Regions from separate parts of the Homo sapiens genome. Here region 2 is linked to region 1. Evidence: chromatin loops called from intact Hi-C (ENCODE). Cell type or tissue: sigmoid colon. All regions are shown on one strand. Links, peaks and the distances in the headings refer to the core of each region. The heading gives the core; the rest is flanking DNA. Region 1 overlaps THADA (THADA armadillo repeat containing). Region 2 overlaps THADA (THADA armadillo repeat containing).

The links. Peaks named below come from ENCODE experiments on the same cell type or tissue, not always from the same donor. Only the 100,000 strongest peaks of a DNase experiment are listed, where the experiment ranks them.
Region 2: it touches region 1 in a loop (5-fold over the local background); 4 of 110 quality-filtered maps call a loop at or near these places.

Annotation. Positions count from the first base shown.
Region 1 is chr2:43,394,412-43,404,503 of GRCh38, reverse strand. THADA (THADA armadillo repeat containing) reads left to right here. Exons shown (of 38, transcript NM_022065.5): 29 at 6,365-6,533. Among named protein-coding and RNA genes, the nearest start is that of LINC01126, 170 kb to the right of the region's middle. RefSeq lists enhancers at 2,031-2,220, 2,301-2,550. In sigmoid colon, for the core only: no CTCF peak of the experiment used is centred there; a DNase peak (open chromatin) is centred at 4,513; H3K27ac peaks cover 773 bases.
Region 2 is chr2:43,246,250-43,256,341 of GRCh38, reverse strand. All of the region lies in intron 36 of THADA (THADA armadillo repeat containing), which reads left to right. Among named protein-coding and RNA genes, the nearest start is that of LINC01126, 24 kb to the right of the region's middle. In sigmoid colon, for the core only: no CTCF peak of the experiment used is centred there; a DNase peak (open chromatin) is centred at 4,752; H3K27ac peaks cover 1,226 bases.

The DNA of each region.
Region 1 (10,092 bases), core at 2,961-5,460:
ACCTTAGCAGAGGCCAGGCATGGTGGCTCATGCTTATAATCCCAGCACTCTGGGATGCCAGAGTGGGAGGAGCACTTCAGGCCAGGTGTATGAGACCCTGTCTCTACTTTAAAAAAAAAAAAAAAAAAGAAAAGAAAAAGAAAATTAGCTAGGCCTGGTGGCACCCAACCGTAATCCCAGCTATTCAGGAGGCTGAGGTGGGAGGATCACTGGAGCCCAGGAATTCAAGGCTGCAGTGAGCTATGATCAAACCACTGAACTCCAGCCTGAGTGACAGAGCGAGACCCTGTCTCTAAACAAAAATGTAATACCTTAGCATAGTTCAGAAGATGAAGAGGAGTTCCCCTCTTCATTACAAGAGTACAGGAGTAAAAGTACAAGAGTAAAAGGACATTACTCTAGTGAGAATGAACTGAAATGTGCAAAGGCACTAGTTGGCTTGCCAAAACATACATAGAAAAAAGATTTTTTGAAGGTAGTATAATCCAGAGCTTCAGCCTGCTGTGTGTCACCCAGCCTTTAGAGATGGCCTATTAAATAGGGTTGTCTCAACTTTGGGTTGTCAGTAGATGACCATTTCCCAGGAGCTGACAGCTGTGCTGTAGGACAAACAGACCATAATGGCATGGCTGGCATTCTTGAGTAACTTTAGTGAGAGGTTTTAGGGGGTGTGTTGGGGGTGTGGGGTCAGGGTCAGACATAGCTTTTTTGAACTCATACCAGCTCTGAAGATGCAAACCGCTTGGTTAAGTAGGGGCATCTAGAGCAAGTGGATGGTCCTTTTCATCATTGACAGAAGTTTGGGGCCTCTGTTTTGCATATGGTATAGCCTCACCTGAAAAATAAGAATCAGGGCTGGAGGTGGGCCAGGAAATGGGGAGGAACTGGGGGAATGTTAATTATGTTAATGAGGTAGGATGGAAGGGGATATTGGCTGGATCCTGAAGCCATTTGGAGACTTTGAAGCCTCTGGTTCCTGTGACATGCAGGGACTCGCCCAGTGCTACTGAGCCTTAAAGTTCCCTCAGTTCAAAAATACCTCCCCAACATTGCCTACAAAGTTTCTTTCAGCCACTCTGGCTTGTCAGATTTAAATGAGGTACCACATATAGAGCCTGGTCTTTAATAAGTGTTCAGGAGATGTTAGCTATTATCAGCATCATCTTCGTTGTTCTGCTTCACGGTCTACAAATTAGAGACTGATTGGTTCTCTAAGTTGTTCATACCTCAGTGTGATTAGGTTGAATGTTTGGAAACATTCGGCTTTTCCAAGGCTCTGGGGATTTTGAGGCAACTGCGTTGTAAAGTCTTAGAAAGACTGAATTTTGTAGGTAGACAGACCCTAATTAAAATGCAGGCTTTATGCTAGTTTTATGACCCAAAGTATGCTGGGACACCTCACTCTGTTCATCTTAAAATAAGGTTAATGACACTGACCTTGGAATGAAGATTAATGAAATAATTAAAATAGTGTATCAAAAGCACATAGCCAGTCCTGGCACATACTAGTGACTTAATCTCAGTTTCCTTCCTTTTGTCTGGGTGCCCTGAGGGGCAGTTTGGGTTCACACAGGGAAAGGCACAGGCCTGGGAAAGGACTTCTTTCTTGCCAAACCCAAGCGCTCTCTGCCTCTCCGCCGCCTCTCCCCACTTAGGCAGAGCTGGGCATGATCACCTAGACTAGTACTCCCACACACAGGAGTCACACTTACACAGCAGCAGCAGCTTGTGTTTACTTCTCATGGCCTGAGAATCATTGGCTGGTTCTTCTGTCTTCCACACTAGACTGTAGGTTGCTTGTGGCCTAGGCAGTGATTTTCTCTCCAGTTCTCTGGTACCTGACCAAGTGTGTGCTGTGCTAGGTACTCAGTAGATGTCCCTACGGATGTGTGTGGGCAGAGACAGTTTTGGTGATGTATAGCCACTTACCTTTGAAACCTTTCAGAAAAAAAGAACAGATTGTGAGAGTAGATATGAGAGGAGAACACTTAGAAAAAGCTTAGCCCCCACTCTGTTAAAGGTGGTAAAGTTAGCATGATCTCAGCAGAATGGTCCTTTTTTTGCTGAGAATAGTGCATTCTGAACTCTTCTTGGTTCCTCAAGTGTTAAGTCCAAGTGTGTATTTCACCCTCATTTGAAGATCCTTCATCTGTTGCAGAAAATTGTCTCAGCTCTGCCTCCCACTTCACTTTTCTGTGCCACTCTTCGGCTGTGAATGTCTGCATGGGTACCACCGATTTGTGATGAGCAGGCTGTATATCGCCTCTAAGCTGGTGGTTCCCTGTGAGCAGTGTTCTTCACTGCTGTGTCACATGCAGCAGAACACAAACCTGACAGCCACATCGTGTGGTCATTGATGTATGCAAAGGAGCAGCAGGAGGTTCTCCACCTGGGTCTGGGAAACTCCCCCCACAAGGGTTTTGGATGTGTGTCACGAACCTGAAACTGTGTGGGAAATTGTGTGCATATGTTCATAAATATATTCCTCTTGTGAGAGAGTCCATAGTTTACATTAGTTTCTGAAATATTTTCATGATCCTTAAAATTTTTTTTAAAAAAAAAAACAACAAAAAACCACTCATTTAGAAATTTTCCAAATATGTGTAAATTACAGTTTGTGTTTTTGTTAGCTAGGAGATATTTTTATGCTCCCTTGATTTCCAGGTGTGAGCTACAGGTTGGGTAGCCAGAGAGCTCTGGATCACAGTCTGCCGTGAGCATTGCTTACACTTAGCCCTCAGAGTTTTCACTGAATCCTTCTGAGCTTCATTTTATTTTTCTTCTGTTAATTTAGGTTTATAATGCCCTTTTGTCTACAGGAATGTTGCATAGTAAAGAGATCACAGGTGTGCAGGTGTTTTATCAACTGTCAAGTGCTGTACAATTGTGTGATGCAAGTATTCCTATTAAAAATGTATCATGTCTCAGCTGGGCATGGTGGCTCACGCCTATAATCCCAACACTTTGGGAGGCTGAGGCGAGTGGATCACGAGGTCAGGAGATCGAGACCATCCTGGCTAACACGGTGAAAGGCCGTCTCTACTACAAATAAAAAAAATTAGCTGGGCGTGGTGGCAGGCGCCTGTAATCCCAGCTACTCGGGAGGCTGAGGCAGGAGAATGGCGTGAACCTGAGAGGCAGAGCTTGCAGTGAGCCGAGATCACACCACTGCACTCCAGCCTGGGTGACAGAGCGAGACTCTGTCTCAAAAAAAGAAAAAGTGTCATGTCTCATGTCACACAGTATTGAGGACATGGTAGGCAGTCAATAAATAAGTGATTAAAATGAACATGGAAAGGGTTTATTGAAGTGAGAGGGCTAGAGGTTTTAAGACACTGGTGTCTGTGTACCTTGCAGATTCTGTGGAGAACCTAGTATTCAGGCCTAGAACATAGCTTAGGGCTATTAGAGGAACTGATTTTCAAGGAATGTTAAAAGTAGAAATGACCTTCGAGACCTTAAGTGTATTTGTTTTATTTTATGGAAGACACTGAGACTTAGAGAGACAGAGGCTATCCGATTTATTTCAGAAGGGCTTGAGACTCTTCCTCATCACTTTTAATAGTGGCCAAAAAAAGACCCTCTTTGCCTTCATATTATCAACATGTTGTCTTACCTTTTTAAAACAGCACAGAATTCACCACATGGTCTTAATTCTCTTTTTGGGGCTACTCACAGGCCTGTAATTCTGGAGTATACTGATGCTATTACTGGACACTGGCACAGTGCACTGTAAAAACTTGGAATTTCTGGAGCCCTTCCTTCTTGGAGTGTTCTCTTAGACATCATGTCAGACCACTAGGTGGAAAGCATTGCCACCATTCTTAACTGTACTGAGACTCAGAGAGGTTACTGTGACTTGTCCAAGTCACAGAACTCAGTGTCCAAAGCAGAATGAAAATTCAGGTGTTCTAATTTTCTATTCTCTTAACCGTTAGATTCTAAATGTTCTCATCAGACCCCCTCCCTGCCGCCAGTAGGCGACAAAACAGTAACCTAGAAATTTTTTTTCTTAGTGTATATATTTATATATATATATATATATAAATTTGTCTATGATCTAATCTTTCCACCTAAAGAATTTGCGATAGAATATTTAACCATTGCTTTATAATGAATGTTACTTAATTAAATATTACTTCAAGAATTGGCTTCTTTTTTGGTAATTGCATTACTTTTTTGAGGAGAGGTTTTGTTTTGCTTTTTAACCTGGTTGTGTGCATTTGGAAACCACCCTAACACAGGGTATCCAAAAGCAGAAAATACTGGCACTTTTCCCCCTTTCCATCCTTCCTCTTGTATGGATGCCAGAATCCTTTGGGAAATCATCATTTACAAAAGTCAGGAGCAAAAGGAGGGGCATTCTTTAGTGTACAGTCACTGCTAATTGGAAACTAAACATCTGTAACCATGTCAGAGTTATTTGTATTTGAAAAGAAACATTTATATACAAGAGCCCTTTCGGTAACATAAAACACAGTGTAACACAAAGTGTGTGTGTTGGAGAGGTCGGGGACAGACAGAAGGGGAAGCTTCCAACAAATGACTGCCTTACTAAGTGAGGTCATTTGCTAATTAAATTTCAAAACATTTTCAGAGTTGTTTTTTGTTTTTTTGTTTTTTTGTTTTTTGGTCAAATGAAGTTTCTCCCCGACCCCCACCCTTACCATTTCCTATAGGCCAAAGCAAACATTTTTCTGCATTTGCCAATTACAGATTAAACATTTAATCACTTAAAAAGAATAAGTGAGAAAATGGATGAGTTTTGGGAACTGTCCAGGATGAGTTGTGGGAACTGTCCAGCTACCTACTGTAACCATAGCTCTCTGCTTTCCCACAGATAATGTGAGGTGACCTCTTCTCCATCCTGAAACTATGTGCTGCTGGACCTACCCAATAGACGTAACTGTCTTGGGGGAAAAAGACACATTTTTTTTAAACACCCCATACTTCTTTTTCCTCTTCCCCTGCCTCCCCCAACACCATGATGAAATTCTGCTCAGGCTATTCTATTTGTACAGAAATTGTATCTGTATTTCTGTTGGCATATTAGAATAAATGTTGGTGATAACCTCTAGGGTGTTAGAAACATTGCTATTGTAGGGCCCTGTCCCTCTACTTACTGAGCCAACATGGCCATGTAGCCCTAATGGCCTAATTCTTACCAAGTAATTCCTTTGTAAACACAGATTAGTTTTGAAAACAGTCAAGAGGCCATCTCTTTTCCCCTACAGAGTCTACCGTCTTCTGACCTTCCCTATTCTTGTGATCTAAGATATTTCTGTAAGTTGAGTTACCTTTTTAATTGGATGAAAAATCATGAAGTCTTGAGCGTTCTAGTAAAGAACTTAGTTAAGCTGGTACTTAGCATATTGGACTTTCCTCTCAATCAATCTCCTATCTGTGAAGGCTTTAAAGTGCACAGTTTCAGCAAAATGGTTATGGCCTTTAAGTTTCTGATTGTTTGTGAAGTTGAGAGGCCTTTAGATGACCTGCCTTTACAATGACCTTTCTAGAATCTCAAAATAACTTGTCCAGGACTTTCACTATTTAAGAACTGGCTTTTATTCCCGCTCTTTGGGTATGAGTCAGCCCAGAGTCAAGGATTTGGTGATTTGAAGGTCCATCTCTTGTTCTCTTAACAGTAAGTTCAGACCATGTACTATGCTATTCGTAGCACTCCCCAGTATGGCCTGACCCACTTCTCAGCCTTAACTTCTACTGTTATTCATGAACCTCTGCGTTATTCAAACACATCTACCTAGACCTTGAGTATTTTTAGCCTTGCTTTATACCACTTTGCCCCTGGTTGAAATGGCTTCAGATCTTTCTTGGCCTACTTGAATCATGCTTGCTTTCCTGAGTTCCATCCTTCTTCTGAGTTTCTATAGTCATAATGTCAAGGTCACTTGCTTCTCACTTTTCCTATACTGTCTCGTACTTTTGGTCATTTTTTCAAATGTACTTTTCCTCTGGCCAACCAAAGTATGGGCTCTTCAAAGACAATGGTGACTGTCTTATTTTTTATGGCACTTATCATGGTGCTTTTGCTTATCATAAATACCCAATAAATAGTTAACAAGTAAGTTGTTTTTTGCTACTACCTGTTTATTGTCTTATTCCCAAGCCTGTCTACATTTAATCTCCATGATAAAGAATTATAGATGCTAGCAATGTTTTTAACCAAAGCAAAGTCACCTGTAGAACTAGTGCAGATACAAAACATCATTTGGGATAAGGAGCAGCTCCTGTCTCCCCCTAACCCCTGGATGTTCCAGGCCATGCTAGATAGAATGTAAGTATATACAAAGTCACAGATGTGGAGATGACTATTGAATGGTCTTGTGTTTTTATTTCTCCCCAGGTGTGGTCACTCACCTGTCTACCACTCCCGTGAAATGGCAGCTCGTGCCTTGGTCCCATTTGTTATGATAGATCACATTCCTAATACCATTCGAACTCTGTTGTCCACACTCCCCAGCTGCACTGACCAGTGTTTCCGGCAAAACCACATTCATGGGACACTTCTCCAGGTAAGTAAAGTTGCTTTGTGTGACTTCTGTCAAACACCATAAGATGAACTTTGGTTTCTTATGTACTGTTAGCTGGTGAAGATTTGATACACAGCCTCTTAACTTTATCTGTAGAACTTTTTTTTTTCTACTTCCGAAAGATCAGGTATCTCCTAGTTATACTTTTTTCATCCCAAATATCACTACAGTGTTACATTGTGATTCTCTTATATTATCTTTTGCAATACATCCTGTGTTTTCTGCAGTATACTTTCTCCCACTTGGCCTCACCTCTCTGAACCAGATAAAACTTTGTCTTTTCCATCAAGTATGCCTGCAAAACATTCTGGGCTACTACCTATTCCGAGTGAAACTGAAAGCATTCCTTGAGAGAGGTTAGCCTGAGAGGCACAGGAAGAGCTGTACACATCAGGGAGAGTTTGCCCTGTGGCACAGCACCTTAGTACGTGGAAGTATTGAACCTTTCCTGTTTTCTCTGTGCTACCAAAAAAAACTTATTACTTTGAATAAATGTACAAGTTTATTGTTTTTAACCTAACATTTCTTCTAGAAAAGAATAACATACAAAAAATAAATGAGAAAGAGACTTTTTACTGAAACTGCCCTATTTCAACCCTAACTTGAGGACAGGTAGTATTGGTGAGGTCTCCTGTTCAAATGGCTGCTATAGTGCTCATATAGGCATGCGGTTAGGGGTGGAAAATAAATGTCAGGTCATGTTCCTGGTTTATGAACAGAGTTGAGAGATGGCCTTGAGATCTCAATACATGTTATAAGCCTGAGATCGACACTGCTGACATGGCAGGCAGTGTGTGGAGTGATTAACAAGGTGAAACTCTGGAGCCAGACTGCCTGGGTGTGAATCTCAGATCTACCCCGCATTACTTATACATCCATGTCTTCATTTTTGAAATAAGGATAATAGTAGCATATACCTCATAGGGACTTTGTGAACCCTAAGGAAATTAATACATACAACATGCTTAGAATAGTGCCGGGTACACCACAAGATATATAGACAGTCATTATTGTTATTATTATCATTAATTTTAATAAACCTATACTATAATGAAAACTAATTATTTCATAACTAATTCCCCCTAGGTAATAAGAATGCAAGATAGAACTATCTTTTTCTTTTTTCTTTCTTCTTTTTTTTTGAGACAGGGTCTTACACTGTTTCCCAGGCAGGAGTGCAGTGGTGCAGTCTCGGCTCACTGCAAACTCCGCCTCCTGCGTTCAAGCCATTCTCGTGCCTCAGCCTCCCGAGAAGCTGGGATTACAAGCAGCCTGCACCCCCCTGTCCCCACAGTCACTAATTTTTGTATTTTTAGTAGAGATGGGGTTTCATCATGTTGGCCAAGCTGGTCTCGAACTCCTGACCTCAAGTGATCCGCCCACCTCAGCCTCCCAAAGTGCTGGGATTATGGACATGAGTCACTGTGCCTGGCCGTTCCTTGGTTGTTTTCTATATTCAACAAATGCCTACTACATTTCACTGTGTCACAGTCGCAATAGCAGCTAAGTCAGTTTTTGCCTTGAAGGAGCCAAGGACAAAAAAGGACCAGAAAATAGGCAGTCATGATGTAGTGTGCTAAGTGCTGGCTGAACACATAGCAGGGCCACCAGACTTGTCTAGGAAATCGGGGAAAATGTCCCAGAGGAAGTGACCTCTAAGCAGAGACTGAAGAAGTTAGCCAAGTAAAGAAAGGGAAGGAGTCTCCCATGCAAAGAGAGCAACATAAAGGCTCCCAGTGGGTAGCCCCCAAGTGGGAACTGCTGGTTTGGGTGGGACTGAAGTTCTAGGTTGGCAGTTTTCAAATTTGTCTCAGGACCTCTTTACACTCTTAAAAGGGGTTGCGGCTCCCAGAGAGTTTTGTCTATCAATATTCAGTTAGAAAGTAAACTTGAGACAGGCTGGTGTGGGGGCTCATGCCTATAATCCCAGCACTTTGGGAGGCTGAGCTGGACAGATCACTTGAGGCCAGGAGTTCAAGACCAGCCTGGCCAACATGGCGAAACTCCATCTCCACTAAAATTACATAAATTAACTGTGTGTGGTGGTGCACGCCTGTAGTCCCAGCTACTCAACTTGGAAGGCTGAGGCACGAGAATTGCTTGAACCCCAGAGGCAGAGGTTGCAGTGAGCCAAGATCATGCCACTGCCCTCCAGCCTGGGCAGCAGAGTGAGACTCTGTCTCAAAAAAGAAAAAAGTAAACTTGAGAAAATATTAAAACACGAGGACTTCCAAGCACATATTGCATTAGTTATCAATATAATGATATCATCACACACCTTGTAGCCTCTGGCAAACTCCACTGTACACTCATGAGAGAATGAGAGTAAAAGAGGAAACTATTTTCTTGGCATCACTTGAAAATAATTTGTCTTGTGGACCTCTTGAAAAGATTGCACAGCCCCAGACTGCAGTTTCAGATAATCTAGTCTGTGTTACATACATTATGGGTCTTAGGTGGTTTCTTTAATATAAACTCTTGAGCACTCATCTCCCTTGAGTTTCCACTACATCCCTGTGATTAGGAGAGGGACAGGGGTTATTGTCTTGGTCTTAAAGATGGACCATTGTGGCTCAAAAATTATCATTTGCTCTGCCTCAAAATTTACATCTCTTGATTGTGTCAGACTCTGCTGCTTCTTCAAAAGAGCAGGGCTGGAATGATGAGGAATATAGAACAGCCTTTTCAAAGTGTGAACTGTATCTGAGTTAGAAGGAAGGCCTAGCTTGTCAAGGGGATCAGCCATCAGATTTTCTTTACTGAAGATCCACTCTTGGCTGAACTTTATCCAAGTAGTTTGGTTGGAGTTGCTTCTTGGGCTCTCTCACCAGTTGTGCAAATGAGCCTCCCAGCCTTGTTTCCCACACGTGCTACTGGCAGGTCTGGCTGGGTTTCACCAGTCTGCCCAGCAACAAAACATGGTCTTTTGCTCTGTGTCTGGGCTACTTTTGATAGTCTCAAGTTTACTTCTTCTGCTAGATAAAATGTGAAATCCTGTGGAAAGGTTAAAACCCTAGAACCCTGGGGTTGTTGTGGCTGTTGCTCTTGTTCCTAAGTGTTGGTGGGATGAAGGGCTTGTTGAATAAAAGCCAGCAAATGTGGTTGTTGGGTATCATATTCATGTTTGTCAGACAGATTCCTACCTTTATCAAGGTTGGTTTACCCTGGTTGAGAAAAAGAAGTCAAAGGGATGTGGAAAGTCTTTCTGGCATGTCCATTTGGGTGTCACACCTGTGTTGTCCTAGTTCTGTCCATCCTGTGGTTCTTTATGGGGAAAGCATAAAGGGTTAAGTTGGGAAGGGCTCTTTCTTTTTCCTTTCTACAGCTTATAGATTCCTCTCCACATAAAGCTACCTTTGAAATCATTAAAAAGCCTGCACCTGGAAAAGAGGTGTTAGGGATTGAAAGGAATGGTCATCTCCATGGGACCTCCAGAGCCAGCTAAATAAATATAAAGTTGTTATTTTTTTCAAAAGCAGGAAATCATTTCATAATCAGAAAACAAATTCTTTCACAGAACATTTTCTTGAATTATACATTT
Region 2 (10,092 bases), core at 3,685-6,184, 150 kb after region 1:
GACAAGGTCTCGCTGTGCTGCTCAGGCTGGTCTCAAACTCCTGTGCTCAAGTGATAACTCCCACCTTGGCCTCCCAAAGTGCTGGGATTACAGGCATGAGCCACCGCACCCAGACGTAAGCGGGTTTCTGTTTGTTAGAGAAGCCTTTTCTTCACCAAGTTAAGAGGACCTTACCACTTCATTTTGGGAGGAGTGTTTTTATTCCTTCTATCTTGGATTCATGAACATCCAGGTGTTCTTTCTTACCTCTTCTTACAGGCAGGGGAGAATTTAAAAGAGCCTGAAAGAATAGTTATGTGCCCCTTGACATTTCAGCAAATGTTTCAGTAGAAAGGAGATTGGCTCTTTCAATAGTTCACCTAATGGTCTGTGACCGAGCTGAGGTGTCTTCTTGACCCTGTAAAGGAGGCAGCTCCATGAGTTTGAGGGCTACACACGTCAAATGGCTGTAGTTGCCCAAAGAATTTTGGATCAGATCTCTCACCTTTGATGGGAATGAAATAACAAAGCCTCACCCACCCGGGGCCTGTTGCCTTTTGCTGAGCAAAGTCCTGTCAGCCGTTTAGTACAGACAGAGGCTTCACCCCAGCTGGAAACCCGATAATGAGTGAGGCCTAAGAATCTGAGCTTCCCGGGGTGTGTGGGAAACCAAATATTAGAGGCCACAGCATTCCCCGACTCCAATACTTGGATGGAGCTTGTGCATTCCCTTGGTTACAGCCATTTGGGGCTCCAAAAGGCGGGAGAGGTTTAGCCAGAGCCTCCTCTCAGCAGTTCTGGGGGGCCCAATCCCTTGTCACCTTGAAGTTCTGTTTAATCCTTCACCTTCACAGCAGCACCACAGCAGTGAAAAACAATGAAAGTCAGCCACACCCGTGGAAATTCATGTCAGGGAAAGAAGGCAGGAACAGGATCAAAGCCTCTTGTAACCCAAGAATTCCTCAGCAGCTCCAGTCCCTTAATAATTATGGTTTGGAGATTTGCCAGAAAGCAAAACCACTTAGCATGCCATATTTAACAATGAACAGTTTTCTGTGTTCATAATAGTCACTGTGCAGAGCAAATAGGCACCTTGAACAAAGAGTAGGATATTTATATGTGTATATAAAATAACCCGCACCTACCTTAAACCTAAATATGTTTTCAGAGAAGAATGTGGTACGTCCCTCTGCTCTGGTACCTGCTTTATGAGTAAGTTGGAGAAAAGCTACATACTCTGCCCCCATCCCCACCTCCCCAGGTTTTTAAAATAGAAATATTTGTTTAACCCAGAATTTCCCAAACTTACTAAATAGTTACACTCTTTAGTTTCCAGCTGGAGTAAAGCTGCTTTGGTTGGTTTTGAAGTTTGGAGTGTTTTATGTTGTTTTAAATATCTACTAACATTCCAAAAAGCCAGTGTCCCCAGAAAAACTTTTTGGGAAGTGATGACCAAAGAGTGCAGGAGACAAGGATGTAGACCAGTGGGGGGACCGAGAAAACAAGTCCCAAGCCCTGAGGGGAGATGAACAAGTTTGCTGGAGGCCCAGGTCTCTGCATCAGGTTTAAGGAACCTTGGATCCAGGTTCTCCATGTCACTGTGTGTTCAGTTAGACTTTATCCAACAAACATTTGTCATTGGGGGAAATTAGAGAAGAATGGCTGCTTGGAGGAAAGTTCATTACAGCCAAACCTTAAAGGATGGGCAGAATTTCAAGAGGAAAAGATGAGAAAGATGGAGAACATTCCAGAAAGACATGGGTGGCAGAGTATGAGGCCTGTTCAGGAAAGGAATGTTAGTGTGGTACAAGCATCGAGTGCGTGAGTAGGGTGGGGTGAGATGAAGCGGGATGACACAAACGACCTTTGGATCAAATAGGATTCTTTCAGATGCAAGTGACAGAATGTCCAATGCAGCCCACTTCAGCATAAGGGAGGCATACTGGATCGTGTAACTGAGAATTCCAAGGCTAAGACTGGCTTAAGACATGACATAATTCAAGGACTCAAACAGTGTCCCAAGGACCTGGTTTCTTGTCATTTCTCCCTTCTGCTCCTAGGTTGGTTCTGTTTTCGATCAGCTCACACTTTTCTTGGAGTTTAAGATGGCTACAGCAGCTCTAGCCTTTACATCTTCATTTATTCAAGTCCAAGTCCTGTGTCAGTACAATCCCATTGCATTTTATTGGCTCTAGTTGGGGTCCAGGCCTATCCCTGATCTAATCTCAGGGGCCAGATGCCAGTGAGGGCATCATATTCCTGGCCTCTGAGATTAGTTCAGGGATAGGCCTGGAACCTGTCTGGAGCGGGTACCCATGCCTGGAGTTGAGGGTAGGGTTAGCCCCACCCAAACCACATGGACTAAAAGGTGTGGAGGGGCTGGGTCTCCAGAGGGAGACTGGGGACAGCTATCCAAAGGAGGGCGAATGGAAGGTGGGCAGCAAAAACAACAGATGTCTGCTAAAACCTGGAATGCTAGGCCAAAGAACCTGGATATCATTTACATCAGAGAACCAGTAAAGATTTTTGAGCAAATAAGCAGCGTGATCAGAGCTACACATTAACATTAATTCAGCTACAGTTTAATAGCTGCCATGTACTTGGCACATGGTAGGTACTTAATATAATTATATATTGAATGAGTGAATGCAAAAAGAGAGATGAGTAGCTCAGGAGAGGAGAGAGAAATTAAAGGTGGGCAGCATTTTTAGGCCATCGTAGCAGTTTGGAAGGGGAGCTAGCAAAGGGAATAACGAAGACCCATCAAGAAAACCAAGAGGTTCCATTGTCATGAAACCCACATAAGGAAAAACTATCAAGAGGGCAGGTTTGGTCACCCACGCAAACACTGTTGAAAGGTCAGGTTAAGGACGATGAGGATTGAGAAAATGTCATGAGTGAGAGTTGAGAGAGAAGGTTCAGTAGTGGGAGGTTAGAGCCACCTTTAAGGAGTTTAGAAGTAAGTAGGAGGTAGGCAAAGGGCCCAAGTGTTGACCACTCTGCTACATCACCTGTCTTCTTATCCTCCCCAATTCAAACTCAGCAAAAAAGGTGCTCTTTCCCCTGCACACATCCTTCACACAGCACCTTATACCTCCCCCATGACCTCTATCCAGCCACGATTCCCTTTCCTCCCAGGCGTCTTCAGGTTCTCCTTCTCTACCTCCAGTGGCTCCTTCTCATACAAATATTTACATCACTCCCCTGCCCTAAAACCACATCTTCTAGACCCTGATCTGTCTTCAAGCCAATGTTTCAAAAGAGTCATTAGAGAAGCTTTGACTTTGAGGGGGACGGAAGTTTGAGCTTATGCTGAATGTCCTTGTAGAAGTCAAGATTATCAAGAATGTCAAGTCAAGAAGTCAAGAATGAGTGGTTAGGGAGTAAGATGTAGAGACAGGGAAAAGATTGGAACAGTTTATATAGAGGATCAGTTAGGAGTCACCAGAATAGGAAGAAAAGAATTACCAGAGGACATGGAGATTCCAGCTGAGATTAAACAGCGTGAGTTTATAGACAGCTTCATCAGCAGACTGCCGCTACTCAGCTGGAATTGGTGGCTCAAAGTAGAACAGTAGATTGGGTTTGGGGAGAGGTGGCTAGGGAACATTGTTGAGCCTGGTGGCAGATCAGATTGACAAGAGCACTGGGGACTAGGAAGATCATCACAGGCCTGGGGAATCCTGGATAATGTAGAATAATAGCCTGGGAGAGAGGGCAAGGTCAAGGATGTGGTCAGGAGTAGGGGGCGTGGGTAATTTCAGTGGAAAAGGTAGAAGGTTAAACAGTCGTGTTAGGAATATTAAAGAGGCCATATGATGTGGGAGCCATAGTGTGTAGACTATGTGGCTTAAATCCCAAATCCTAAACTGTGTCTCTCTGTTATACCCCATTATAAAATGGGGCTCATAAAACCTACTTTAAAAGGTCATTATAATTAATATATATGAAGTACATATGATAGTGCCTTGCACATAAGTACCCACTAAACGTTCGCAATGATACTGATGTTCATTTCAAAGTGATGATAAAACTTAGAATTTGAGATCTTGAGTTGAAACAGTTCTAAATAATGACAAGTTCTCAGATGTCATCATGGTTAATTGGGAGTAGAGTAAAATCAGAGATGGGGAGTATTTGAATTGAAGAGGTTGAAAAATGGTGAAAGCAAATACTGGGAGGGACATCTTTATGGATGTGGAAGTCCCAGATGGGGTGGCCATGGCGCAGTCATTGAAGAAGGCCAGGTCTGTAGCCAGCAAGAATGGGGAGATGGTTAGTATGGACTTCAAAAGAGAGATTGTGGGGAATGGCAGGGGGATTATCTAGGAGTGGCAGAAGGAGTTTGCTATTCCGTCCAAGTCAGAGACTCAGGGACAGAAGGAACAGCCCCGAATGGAAAATCAGGAGAATGGTAGCTTCTGCCGGGAGGAGGAAGAAACACGGAAAAGATGACACATATGGAGAATTTGCTCACAATATGACAGATTTTAATTGAGGGGAACTATTTTTTCATAAGAGCTTTTGAGAAAAACTATTCCCTGAACATGGGGACACATCTGAAAAAGGCATGAGGATAGGGGAGGAGGTAGGAGGTTTTGGAGTAGATTTCTGAGAAAGCCAACAGAGGGAGGCCCTGTTTCCTCACCATGATTGTAAGGTGCATGACATGAGACAAGCTGGCTCAGGCCTGTGGGCTGGTGCTAGGCATGCCCCAGCTGGACACAGCTCCCTGTGGCCCTGCCACATCTCCCACTCGGGAGTACACAGTCCCACAGTACCTTAGATTGCTGTATTTCCCAGACCGGTGTTTCGCACGCTGACAGAGACAGGAAGCAGACCAGGTGAGCTGGGATTGGGGGCTTCTGCTTTTAGAGAGCAGAGAGCAACAAATGGGTTTAAAGGAGAGGAAACAGGACACCAGCAGGCTTCAGGGCTGCCTTCTCTTCCAAGAGTGCTGCTCTGTAATGTAATTGTATTTGGACATTTTTTCCACATGATGTCAGGGTATAGCCTCCCTTAAAAGCCTTCATGAAAAAGCACAACTATAAAACAGACTCAGGCAGTGAAATGGAAACCAGACGAGTGGTTCTGTGTAATTTAGGTAAAGAGATTTCTCTTTGCAGCTTTGTGATCTGATCTGATCTCTGCTCTCTGCATAAAACTGTGTTTCACAGGATCCACTTACATTTGAGTCTTACCATGCAGGTGATTTCAGATGTGAAATGTCTTGCTTTATTACCAGAAAGCAAGGGTTCCCTTCTTGGTGGCTGTGCAGACCACCCCTCTCAGGCTGCAACCTTTCCAGTCTTCTTGTCCTTGTGTGAGCCCAGACCCCAGCAAACAGGGAAGGAGGCCTGACCCCTTTTCACTCTTGTTTTAACCCCTCTGTTCACCTTCGTCTGTCCACCCCTCACCTCCCTTCTTAGGGTTAGTCTTTGGAGAATGCATCCTGGGGAGAAATACTCATTGAAGAGGCCCAATCCCTTTAAAGCAAATGGGCCCACTTTCCTGCCCATTCCCTTTGCTTTAACGCCTCAGGGACACAGAATTGAATTACCCATTGTCCTCTGTTCTTGACACACTATCCTGCTCCATCCCCATGAGGGTCCTTTTATTTTATTTTATTTTACTGTATTTTATTTTATTTTATTTTATTTTTATAGAGAAACGATCTCACTATGTTGCCCAGGCTGGTCTCAAACTCCTGGGTTTAAGGATCCTTCGATCTTGGCCTCCCAAAGTTTTGGGATTACGGGTGTGAGCCACCATGCCCAGCCCCTTTCTTTTTTCATGTTTATATATTATTGAGATGAAATAAACATAAAATTAATCATTTTAAAGTATACAGTTCCAGTAGCGTTTAGTACTTTTACAGTCGTGTGCAGTCATTACCACTATCTAGTTCCAGAACGGTTTCATCACTTCCCTAAAAACCCTGTACCCATTAAGTAGTCCCCACTATCCCCTGGCCTCTGGCAACTGCCAGTCTGCTTTCTGTCTCCGTGACTTTTCCTATTAAGTTTTTTCATATAAATGGATTTATATATGACCTTTTGTGCTTGGCTATTTTCATTAGACATAATGTTTACAAGGTTCATCCATGCTGTAGCGTGAATCAGCACTTTTAGTTCTTTTTATGGCTGAGTAATGGTCCATTGTATGGATCTACCACATTTTATTTATCCATTCATCCATTAATGGATGGACATTTGTGTTGTTTCCACCTCTTGGCTACTGTGAATAGTGCTGCATGAACATTCATGTATAAGCTTTTATTTGGGTACTGCTTTCAGTTCTCTTGGGTATGTACCTAGGAGTGGAATTGTGGGTCACATGGTAATTCTTTGACTTATTGAGGAACTGGAGGTCCTTTCTTGATGGACATCCTCCCCAGGTCTGCTCTGACAAGGAATAGCAGGCATGTTCCAACCTATCCCCACCTCCCAAGACACTGAGAATTGGCACAATGTCATCATTCTGTTAGATCTGGAAATAAACCGAAGAAAAAAGAGTATGGTCACCACAGAGATGCTGGTAATCAGAAGAAAGACAGCTTGGATGGGGGTGGGAAGGGGATGGGGTACTGAGAAGATTCAGGGTCACTTGAAAAGATTTGACTAAGGCCCAGGAAGAACTTAAGAGAAAGGGACTCAGCCACCCAGAATGAAGGAAATTGTAAGCCTAAAATACCCATGGCTGGTACAGCCAATCCACTAGTGATGAGGGAGGGATATAAGAGAGCTGTGAACTTACTTTTTCCTGCAACTAGGGGGCCGGGAAGCCACGTAGAAAGAGTCTTTAATGTTAAGGATGTAGGACATTTGGGCCTTGTGGGAGCACTGAAGGCTTTTAGACTGAGACATAATCAGGTCAGAGTTGTCTTAGACAGGTCACCCTGACCACAGGGAAGGGGAAAGCTTGGAGTCTAGACAAGACTGGAAGCAAGGAGCCTGCTTAGAAAGCTACCATCATTGGCCGGCCACAACGATTCACACCTGTAACCCCACATTTTGGGAGGCCAAGGTGGGAGCAATGCTTGAGCCCAGGAGTTCAAGACCAGCCTGGACAACATGGCAAAAACCCTGTCTCTACAAAAAATGCAAAATTAGCTGGGTGTAGTGGCGTGTGTCTGTAGTTCCAGTTACTCAGGAGACTGAGGTGGGAAGATCACTTGAGCCCAGGAGGTTGAGGCTGCAGTGAGCCATGATTGCACCACTGCACTCCACCCAGCCTGGGCAACATAGTTAGACCCCATCTCAAAAAAAAAAGGAAGGCTACCATTGTTCTGAGAGGAAGGATGGTGAGGATGGACCAAGGAAGTGGCAGTGGGGATGGAGAGGTGACAAGTTTGAGAGGTGTTTAAAAAGGGGCACAATTGTCAGACAGGTTACTGTGCATACAGAGGTGAAGGCAGAGCATGAGATGCTGTGGAGAAGAAAAAGTAAAGCAGGAAGCAGCAGAGGAGGGCGCCTCAGAGTTCCAGAGAGCTCCAGAGCACTGCACACACTGCCGAGAGAGCCCAGTCAGACTGGGCACGAGGCTGAGAGTGTGGGGACAGGAAGCCTGTGGAAGCGGCCCGGGCCGCTCCTTCTGAGTGAGGGCTAAATATGGAGGAGATTTGTGTCCTTTTTCTTCCTTCAGGTACAAAACTTTCAAAACGGATTCCATGTGTTTTGATTTCAATATTTTGACCTGGAGGACACTGTGACTCTATGTAAATGCAAATTTCTAATCTGAATTATATGAACATTAATTCATTTCATCAAGAAATTATTTTCCATCGTAACTCCTACAATCCAGTTTAATTCCTTAATCAATTTTCTTTACTGAGCGAGCGTGGTGGCTCATGCCTATAATCCCAGCACTTTGGGAGGCTAAGGCGGGCAGATCTCCTGAGGTCAGGAGTTCAAGACCAGCCTGGCCAACATGGCAAAACCCCATCTGTACTAAAAATACAAAGAAATTAGCCAGGCATGGTGGTGCACGCCTGTAATCCCAGCTACTCAGGAAGCTGAAGTGGGAGAATCGCTTGAACCCGAGAGGCAGAGGTTGCACTGAACCGAGATCATGCCACTGCACTCCAGCCTGGGTGACAGAGCGAGACTCCGTCTCTCTCTCTCTCTCTCTGTCTCTCTCTCTCTCTGTCTCTCTCTCTCTCTCTCTCTCTCTCTCTCTCTCTCTCTCTCTCTCTCTCTATATATATATATATATATATATATATATATATATTTCTGTATGGAGCAGTGAAGGCATTTCCTAAAGTTCTCCTTTATTTTCTTAAATATCAACTTTTTTTTTGTTTGTTTTGTTTTGCTTTAAGATAGGGTTTTGCTCTGACGCCCAGGCTGGAGTACAGCAGTGTGATCACAGCTTACTGCAGCCTTGAACTCTGAGGCTCCAGTAATCCTCCCGCCTCAGCTTCCCAAGTAGCAGGGACCACAGGCATGTACCACCACATTCAGCTAATTTTTAAATTTTTTGTAGCCACAGGTTCTCACTATGTTGCCCAAGCTGGGCTTGAACTCCTGGGCTCAAGTGATCCTCCCACATCAGCTTCCCAAAATGTTGGGAATATAGGCATGAGCCACTATGCCCAGCACCCCCCTTTTTTTTTTTTTTTTTTTTTTTTTTTGAGACGGAGTCTTGCTCTGTCGCCAGTCTGGAGTGCGGTGGCGCGATCTCAGCTCACTGCAACCTCCGCCTCCTGGGTTCAAGCGATTCTCGTGCCTCAGCCTCCCGAGTAGCTGTGATTACAGGCACCTGCCAATACTCCCAGCTGATTTTTATATTTTTAGTAGAGACGGGGCTTCACCATGTTGGCAACTCCTGACCTTTGGTGATCTCCCCACCTCAGCCTCCCAAAGTCCTGTGATTACAGGCATGAGCCACCTCACCCGGCCGTGCCCAGCCTTTAATAGTGATTTTATTTTTATTCAACAATTTTAGTCAGTAGGACTTTTCATGCCCAGTTTTAGAACTTGTGAGTTTTATTTTTTGTGTTTGTTTCCACCAAATCACAATTTCCCCCAGTCATTGTCTTGTTATTTGCAGTTTTTAGTGTTACTAACAAAATGACTTCTGGGGTCGGTTACTTTGAATTTTTTTCATGTGCTGCCATTTTCAGTGTAGTCTGATTATCTTCACTATTAACATTCACTGAAAAGTAGAAAACAGCCTGCCTCTTCCTGGAGTCCCTCCTCCCAGCTTCTCCACTGAAGACCTGGTGCTTAAAGGAAGGGAAGTTTTCTGGGCAGTGGACCCCTGGAGTCTCGAAACCCTTAAGACTCAAATGCTCCTCTTAGCAGGTAATTTCAATCCATCCCGCAACAGTTTGAGCATTCCTCCTTTTTAGTTGGCCCAAAACCCAGAGTCTTGCTGCCCTCTAAACTCTGAATTGTTCTCCCTTCCTTGGCATGTTCCTGAAAGGTTTTCTGTGGACCTCTCCCTTCTCTTGCCTGCCTTCCAGGCTTCTCCACACTCAGCGTCAGCCTAGGGCCATGTCAGCGGTGATTTCCCATGCCTTTGGGAAATGTAGTCACTCCAGGGAGGCTGCTGGGGAGTGTTGGCCACAGGGGACAGATAGGAAAGGCCTTGAGAGCTCTGGGGAGTAAACTCCATTTCAAGATATAAAATTCCCAGAAATTTTGAAATCACAGGCATTTTCATTTTGAACACTGTTTATAAATCTTAAAATCATGTTGTGAGTTTAAAAGTCATTTATACCTTGATTTGGTCATTGCATTACCATAAACTGTATTTGTTCTATTTAGAGCTGTAAAGGCCTAGGGGGTGAGGTAGGGTGCCTATAGTAAGGGAACTTTCTGGATTCTGTTTTTTTTTGTTTGTTTGTTTGTTTGTTTGTTTTTGAGACGAGTCCTGCTCTGTCACCCAGGCTGGAGTGCAGTGGCGCAATCTAAGCTCTCTGCAACCTCCACCTCCCGGGTTCAAGTGATTCTCCTGCCTCAGCCTCCCAAGTAGCTGGGACTACAGGCGCCCACCACCGTGCCCGGCTAATTTTTATATTTTTAGTAGAGACAGGGTTTCGCCATGTTGGCCAGGCTGGTCTCAAACTCCTGACCTCAAGTGATCCGCCTGCCTCAGCCTCCCAAA